Regions from separate parts of the Mus musculus genome. Here region 2 is linked to region 1. A link is a loop called in an ENCODE intact Hi-C map of the cell type or tissue named here. Cell type or tissue: left cerebral cortex. All regions are shown on one strand. Each heading gives the region's core, and the rest is flanking DNA. Links, peaks and the distances in the headings are about the cores only.

The links. Peaks named below come from ENCODE experiments on the same cell type or tissue, not always from the same donor. Only the 100,000 strongest peaks of a DNase experiment are listed, where the experiment ranks them.
Region 2: a loop joins it to region 1, with 2.1 times the contacts of the local background. A loop is called at or near these places in 8 of 42 quality-filtered maps.

What each region holds. Positions count from the first base shown.
Region 1 is chr14:124,667,866-124,672,254 of GRCm38, forward strand. The region is part of intron 1 of Fgf14 (fibroblast growth factor 14); the gene reads right to left. Among named protein-coding and RNA genes, the nearest start is that of Fgf14, 7.1 kb to the right of the region's middle. In left cerebral cortex, for the core only: no CTCF peak of the experiment used is centred there; a DNase peak (open chromatin) is centred at 2,082.
Region 2 is chr14:124,402,610-124,406,998 of GRCm38, forward strand. The region is part of intron 1 of Fgf14 (fibroblast growth factor 14); the gene reads right to left. Among named protein-coding and RNA genes, the nearest start is that of Fgf14, 270 kb to the right of the region's middle. In left cerebral cortex, for the core only: no CTCF peak of the experiment used is centred there; no DNase peak of the experiment used is centred there.

The DNA.
Region 1 (4,389 bases), core at 827-3,326:
TTTTATGTCAAGATGATTCACAAAAACAAATATGTATTTGTGTATATATATAATGTGTGTGTGTGTGTGTGTGTGTGTGTGTGTGTGTGTGTGTGTGTGTATGTATATGCCTACCATGCTCTGTAAAGAGACAGCTACAGTGTAGATACTTAAGGGTATTTGCCTTAGCATCAAATCACTTTGGTTTATACTCAGATTTTTTTTATTTACCAGTCTGAAGACTTGTAAACTGTTTATTCTGGAGCTTCATAGTTTTTATTGTGTTTTTTCATTCTTTGGTAACTTCATATGTCTGTACAACAAAATATGATATTACTTCCCTATCTCCTGCCCCTAAATCCTATATTTCTTTCATCATGTTCCCCCAACTTCATTTCTTTTTTTTTTTTCTCTCTTTCTGATAGCCTACTAAGGCTACTAAGTAAATGGGTGGAGGCACATTTACTAGAGCATGGAAAGCCTACCAGTGGCCATATCTTACTTCTTTTTTTTTTTTTTTTTTTTATATGTAAGTACACTGTAGCTGTCTTCCGACACTCCAGAAGAGAGAGTCAGATCTCATTACAGGTGGTTGTGAGCCACCATGTGGTTGCTGGGATTTGAACTCCAGACCTTCGGAAGAGCAGTCGGGTGCTCTTACCCACTGAGCCATCTCACCAGCCCAGTGGCCATATCTTAAAGAGTGAATGATATTCCGTCCCCAAACAGCCACCAACTGCCAACTTCTCTTCATTAAATTACTTGGTCTCGTACAGTTATAGAAATAGAAGATAAGCTAGAATATCCCACATTAGATTGGTTCCTGTACCCTTAAATATTTCTAGCATTCATCATCCATTTACTCAAAGTATCTCCTATATTATCACATATATTTGTCAAAACATCCTATAGTACCCCCTAAAATGTATACTTCCGTATTTTTATTTAATTAACTTTTAAAACGTCTTTCTCCTATTTAGTATCTATTATTATATATATGATATACAAAGATTTTTACTTCATTCAGTTACCATTGTAAATGGAAGAATATTTTTTAGCTAATAAAAAAAATCTAAAAAATCTAAATCTTATGAGCCATGTTAATCATAAAAGGGGACACTTTTAATATATTGGCTTACTTTTTAAATTCACCTAAGAGTAAAACTGTAATACAGAATGACGAATGTTAAGTGTTTAATTGGCAAACTAAGTAAGGTCTCTTAGCAAACAAAGTCTTTCTTTGCTTAATGCTTATAACACCTGATGTTCAACAGGAATACAGTGAAGGAATACAAGGTTCAGACTGTTTTCATTTTAATCCCACTTAAAGAATATTGGGTTTTTTTTTTTTTTTTTGGTCTTTAGACCCTTTTATTTTTGCTTTTCAGGTACAGTTCGGTACTATATTTCATATAGAAAATGTGAAGAAGAGAGATGGTGAATCCTCCTAAGCTACACTCTATTTAAGAGACAGCTTTGTAGAAAAGGTTATGGCTCACTTCAGTGATCCACTGTAATTGCTCAGACAACAAAATGTTACAGAGGGGGAAGACGTTTTAATTACAAGCACTTTCATTTGCATCTGGGAAGCAAAAGTACACTACATATATAAACCCAACAAGGTTTTTCACTTCCTTTTCCTTTCCTGCCAATTTGGAACAATCCATCTGAAAACCTGGCTTTTAATTGTACTACTTGGCTTCTCATACCAGCCAAAATATGTGCAAAAATGCCTACTATTAACAAAACTTTATATATAATCATAAAAAACACTTGACTACATTATAAATCATTTTTCCATCCCTAAGATTTTCAAAAAAAAAAGTCAAGAAAAATGAACTCATTATCCTATATAATTATTTCCAGAAGTGTTTTGATTTTTACTTACAAATCTGTCAAAGTTTTTGACTTGTTACTTATTTCCTTGGATCTTCGATAGGGCAGTCTGGGCTCCACATAACAACCATGCTCCCATCCTAGAAAGAAGAGGGCAGAGTAGCTGTTCCCTAGCCCTTGCTCCCAAGTTGCTCCAGCGCCAAGATCCTGGATACTGCAGTTGCCATAGCAACCAAGGCAACCCGCAAAGGGGCCACTCATGCTTTCGGGGTCAGAGGTCATCTCCGTGGCAACAGAAACCTCCTGCGATGGCAGCTCCACTACATTGCTCAGCCTAGCAGAGCCCACTAGGATGAATATTGAAAGTAACTGCCCTACCCCCTACCCACACACACACACACACACACCCCACACCCCACACCCCACACCCCTACACACAAACCCCTTCGCAAGTCTAGGAAATATAAGACTGCTGGGCAGAAAGGAAAACCTGCCTTTGGCAGCCTGTTGTTGTCACCAACTTCAGCTAAATCTCCAAAGGATTTCCGTGCTGTGAACAGATCAGAACTACAGAGTTTTAAGACTAGGTTATGCACGGAATGTTAACAGTTTTCTAGAGGCCAAGGGCCTCTACCCAAAGCTATAGATTCTGCCAAACTTTGTTGTTCCTGATACAAACTCCAAGCTTCTCATTCCAAAGGCACAGTGGCCCAGCATCCTCCACCCTACCAAAGTGGTTCCCAACTAAAGGAAGCAAAATAATTTGGTGGTTGGAAGTATATTGAGCCAAAAGGTTAGAAAATTACTGCCTTTTAAACTGCAAAAGAACGGAATGCGAGAAGTGAGAAGGCATCATTAGAAACAGCTGCCAACTCAATGACAAGAAAGAAAGAAAGAAAGAAAGAAAGAAAGAAAGAAAGAAAGAAAGAAAGAAAGAAAGAAAGAAAGGAAGGAAGGAAGGAAGGAAGGAAGGAAGGAAGGAAGGAAGGAAGAAAGAGAAAGACCATAAAAGAGGGTCCCAGATACTGCCTTAGAGAAAGAAATAAATCACTTGACTTCCACAAAAGAGGAACAAGAAAGAACCAGATAATAAAATTAAGCCAGTCCTGCCTCCTAGGGAACCAGGTGGGGTCTTCAGTCTTCATTTTTTATTTTAAGGGCAAGAAAGAATGAAATTAACCCTTGGCTTAATTTTCTTAGAGAATGCTCTGGTGTGAGGAATATACCACAGGTTTCAGAATTTTCAGACTCAGGACTCTTTTGTAAAGTCACCCAACTGTACAGAGAGCTGAACATTGACACTGTCACCACCATTTGTGCTTCCCTACTTACATTTGTGTGTTAGTTTTGTTTTCATCATTCAGGAAGGAAGTGAACACTGAATGAACTTAACCAACAATCATACTAAGAGGGGCACAATGCTGTGAATCAGCTTTTTAGAGCCATCAACTTTTCACTGCAACATTTTTTCTGCCATCTCTAGCAGAAGCTTTGTCAGGAAACAGGAAATGTAGTAGTGTCTAACACCACTGTCAGTGATCTCTATAAAACAGACTCTCTACCTTTTGACTTCCATGATTGAAAAAAAATTCTAGTAGTTCTTCCTTTTGACTTCCCAATCATCCCACATTTTTTACTAAAGTAGAAGCATGATTGTGTAGCAACTGGAGAAATACACAAGAAAACATCTAGATGCAGTGGCCATTCCAAAACAGAATAACAAAATACTGGAATTGCATATAAGGAAATAAATTGAGAAATTGAACAGTCTCCCTCAGAAAATCCCCTACTCTCCAATGTCCAGGTTTAACTCACACCTGGATCTGATGCATGGTGCATTAACTAAAGATCTAAGGAAACACGTATAGACTAAACACTAGCAGGTAGATGAATAAGTAGATCTATCTCTGACCCACATTGACCCGAGGGTGTGGCTAAGTTGGGCTCAGTGGTGTATGTTTGTTTTTCAATCCTATGTATAATGCAATGACTGGTTTAAACTTCACAGAGGCAAAATTTGTGCCACACTGTCCAAGTGTCTCAACTGTTTCCCTCTAAGCCATGAGAAACTATTTGGAATAAATGCTTCCACTTTGATACATACACATGGTATTTATATAAAACGTATGAGTCAGTATGAATGAAGTATGACTCCAAACTGTATAAAAGAGTAAAAACATTGGTTGTTGTCCTTGTTACCATTTGTATGAAAACACAAAAGTTTCCAGTGTATGCCTTGCTAAAACGTGGAAAGCTAGATTCAAACATATAAAGTAATAGTCGACTGTGGGAAATGTGAAGCACAGTATAAAGTTAGCTTTATCATATTCAAATAGCAATGCATCATTTGAACATCATCTACATTGTTAAAGGTGACTTTATACTTGTTAACTTGGATGTCAACCTAAAGAAAAGAAAAAAATCCATTCTCCTAGAAATTCAGAACTTAGCCTAGCTAAAAATGCTACCTTTGATTCATAAAGTGGCACTACTCTGTATAACTCACCTTACCTCAATAACTAAAACTTTCTAGATGGAGTCCAGACACACCTCGGTTTAAAAATGTTACAAGAA
Region 2 (4,389 bases), core at 896-3,395, 270 kb before region 1:
AAATAAATGACAAAGAAAGACAACCCTGGAGAGAGATCAGGGGTCATAAATGCAAGCATCACCAACAGAATACAAGAGATAGAAGAGAGAAACTCCGGTGCAGAAGACACCATAGAAAACATTGACAAACAGTCAAAGAAAATGCAAAAGGAAAAAAGCTCCTAACCCAAAACATCCAGAAAATCCAGGACACAGTAAGAAGACCAAACCTAGGGATAATAGGTATAAAAAAAGAGAGAGAGGAGATTTCCAACTTAAAGGGCCAGTAAATATCTTCAGCAAAATTATAGAAGAAAACTCCCCTAACCTAAAGAAAGGATTATTACATTAAGATAGATATATGTGTATGCTTTGGACAAGAGGCTAGGCTAAGACATTGAGTCCTAAACAGCAAAACCAACAAAAATGCAGATGTGATGCATTTTAAAGTAGGTCAGAAATCCCGGTAGAGAGCAGGATTTAGTGGTGATCTGGATGACTTCAGTCCTATCTTTCATGACTTCTTAGTTCTCTTTAAAGTTTATTTTGTATACTTTTGTACAATGTAGACTACAAATTGAATATATACCCCTACCCATGCTTAGATACTCAGGCAGCATTTCCTGACAAGTTCTGTGAGTTCCTCCCCGAGGTACTTAAAAGAACAGAGCAGGAATACTTCTGCCCTCCTACCAGAAGGAGTTAGTCCATGGAAATTCAGTATTATGATTGGTATCCAGCCTCACTCACACAAGCAAACATGTAAACTGCATGGATGTTATTAGTAAAAACAATTATGAATGCTAAATATTTTTAGTTTATTAGGGCTTGTATCTTTGTACACAGTAAACTTAATTATCTTAGTCATCTTGACGTGAAGATCAAGGGAAAATTCCAGAGTAAACTCACAAAAAGGTTTCCTGGCCTTATTGGTTGTTGGTGTTGAACATCCATTAATGACAGGTGAAAAGGCATCTTGAACTAGAGAAGTTCAAAACTATTTGTCGATCATTTATTTGTAAAGTGTCTAAATCAAGATTTTTTTAAAATGTTAAATTTAACAAAGGTCCCCACTGTTATACATTTTAATGATGATTCTCTAGATTTTTTTTGTTTTGTTTTGTTTTGTTTTTCCATTTTTTATTAGGTATTTAGCTCATTTACATTTCCAATGCTATACCAAAAGTCCCCCATACCCACCCACCCCCACTCCCCTACCCACCTACTCCCCCTTTTTGGCCCTGGCGTTCCCCTGTACTGGGGCATACAAAGTTTACATGTCCAATGGGCCTCTCTTTCCAGTGATGGCCGATTAGGCCATCTTTTGATATATATGCAGCTAGAGTCAAGAGCTCCGGGGTACTGGTTAGTTCATAATGTTGTTCCACCTATAGGGTTGCAGATCCCTTTAGCTCCTTGGGTTCTTTCTCTAGCTCCTCCATTGGGAGCCCTGTGATCCATCCATTAGCTGACTGTGAACATCCACTTCTGTGTTTGCTAGGAACTCACACAAAATGTACTCACTGATAAGTGGATATTAGCCCCAAACCTAGGATTCCCAAGATATAAGGTACAATTTACTAAACACATGAAACTCAAGGAGAATGAAGACTGAAGTGTGGACACTATGCCCCTCCTTAGAATTGGGAACAAAACACCCATGGAAGGAGTTACAGAGACAAAGTTTGGAGCTGAGATGAAAGGATGGACCATGTAGAGACTGCCATATCCAGGGATCCACCCCATAATCAGCATCCAAACGCTGACACCATTGCATACCCTAGCAAGATTTTATTGAAAGGACCCAGATGTAGCTATCTCTTGTGATTCTCTAGATTTTTAAGAAGAAACCTCTTTAAGGTATCAATAGGATCTTTCTTTAAACTATGAAATCACGGGAGAGAATTACTGGAAGCTGTCTACACACACACACACACACACACACACACACACACACACACACTAGAAAAACATGTCAGTTTTTTTTTTATGATCCTGTCATTTCCCTGATCTATCTGAAATTCAGGATCAGCTCATTTAGGCAATACCAGGTCCCTTTGCACTGGAAAGAAGCCCAACAGTACTTAGTCTCCACACCACACCAACAAATACCAATATTACAGGAATGACAGTATTAAAAATGTTTTCTGGTTAAGATCTGATTGTTTTTTAGAAATGCCTGAGATTAGGTTTTTATTAAAAGTCATATTTAAAGTGTTAAAATGAACAAGAGCCAGGACTTTGGATGACACTCTGGAACCCAGTAAGTGACATCTGGAAGACTGCCTATAAATAGAATTTGTCTACATGTGGGACTTTAAAATTAATTCCAATGAGATTTAAATACATCTATGCATCTTTATATGCTTTAGATGTCTCAGCTTGTCCATTTTGATGAGATGGAGAATATTTCAATGGGATGAAGCAATATTTTAAAACGGAAAATATGTCTTACCCAAAATTCTTCAGACAATGATAGACTTTTAAATTCAACCATTATGTCTTTTTAAAAAGATGTATTGAGAGGAAGAGAGACAGAGAGACAGAGATGCACAGATATGAAGGTCAGAGGACAATTTTTCCACACGATGTAGCCCCTGAAGATGGAAGTCAGGTCTCAGGCATAGTGACAAGTAACTTTATGCAATGAGACAATGTTATTCTAAACCTAACAATAATAACACCATTCATTCTGGAATGAAAAACTGATAGCTTACAATTATTATATATTTAATATATTAAGTTTTGTTTAGACATTTTATAAGTTTTAAGTCACATGATCCTCATAACCACTTTGTGAAGGGTGTAGCATTATTATTATCCTAATATTTATTGTGTAGGTGAGGAAATTAAGGGACAGACAGCTTAAATACAAGATCATCCTTAAGTAGCAGAGCTAGAAGTTGACATGAAGTACTATTCTCACAAGCTTGAGCTCTCAACTGCTGCACTGTTCTCTCCCCATATTAGCAACAACAAAAACAAAATCTAATAAAAAATAGTAAGCTCTTACCTACCTACACACAGCATTGTTTTTAAAGTTGGTTCCCTATTCAAAATGATCCAATTGAAAAGAACACTGTAGCAACCAGAATGGACTTCTTAAAAATATCTCCTAAGACCAACATAGGAAACATGCTTGGCTGTAAAACAGCCCACAAAATAAATAAATTATAATTTAAAATACCGTGAGACATAAAATATTACACGCTTGGATATATGATATAAACCAAAGTAAATGCAATTCATATTAGCATTAGTATTTACCACTTATAGATAGCAAAGAAGAAAACCACCCGTCCCTGTATCTGTGATCTCAACTTGTCCAGGCATGTGGTTTATTGCATACACACACACAAACACACACACACACACACCACAGAGAGAGAGAGAGACAGAGAGACAGAGAGAGAGAAACAGAACCATTACTTTCCTTACTGTCTTCCATGTTGCCCTAGTGGACAAGAACAGCACTTTTGAACAAAGAAAGGATGAAATACAGAATACTGCATCATTTAGACAACACCTAACAAAATATGAAACAATTATAAGAATCTAAAACTAGGCAAGTCTGTCCATTATATTTTAGAAATAGCAATGAAGTAATTTCTAAACTATGCCAAGTTTGGGGTGCTAGTTTGGCCTGAGTTCTCACTGACCTACTGTGTGTTACACAGTCACATGACCCTTTGGCACCTACTGTTTGGCAGATACTTTTTAATAAAATCGGCTTTTACTTTTCCTCCCAGTGGTCACAGTATATTTATACTACAATCATCCCTCTTCAACAATCTCTATCAAAAACATTGAGATAATTGACAAAAGTTAAAAGCCAAAATCTATGACCAAATAGTGTTTTCTGTCTCTATAAAATTAATTATCCTCTGGAGACATACTCTAGATAAGCAAAGATTTCTGAGCAAAAAGTATAATTGGAGACAATTTGTTTATACACATCAAAGTTGGATTCTTTCACACTACTCAAGCAAGACACAGCCAAGGCATTTAGTTGTACTTGCTGTGTCTTCAAATAATGAGATACCAACATTTTAAAACTAGAAGAGACATCAGTGGAAAATAATGAACCTAAGTTTCTTGTAACCCAAGCTACTTGTGTATCCCAGATATGTATAATAAAGAACACATCTCAGTTTTTGTTTATGGTTTCATCATAATTACTTAAAGCTTCTCAATTCTGAATGTCTTGTTTACATAAATCAATGTACCATAATCATATATCTTTGCCTTTCAGGTAGCTCCCACCCACTTACTCAATCCTCCCTAAGAACTATTCGTCCCTACTGCAGTGTCCCTAAGGCTAGGCAGCAAATATCCAGATCTTCACTGTGCTGTCTGTACAAACATGGATTCTTTCTAGTTCCTATATCACAACTAACAATAAGAAATTAT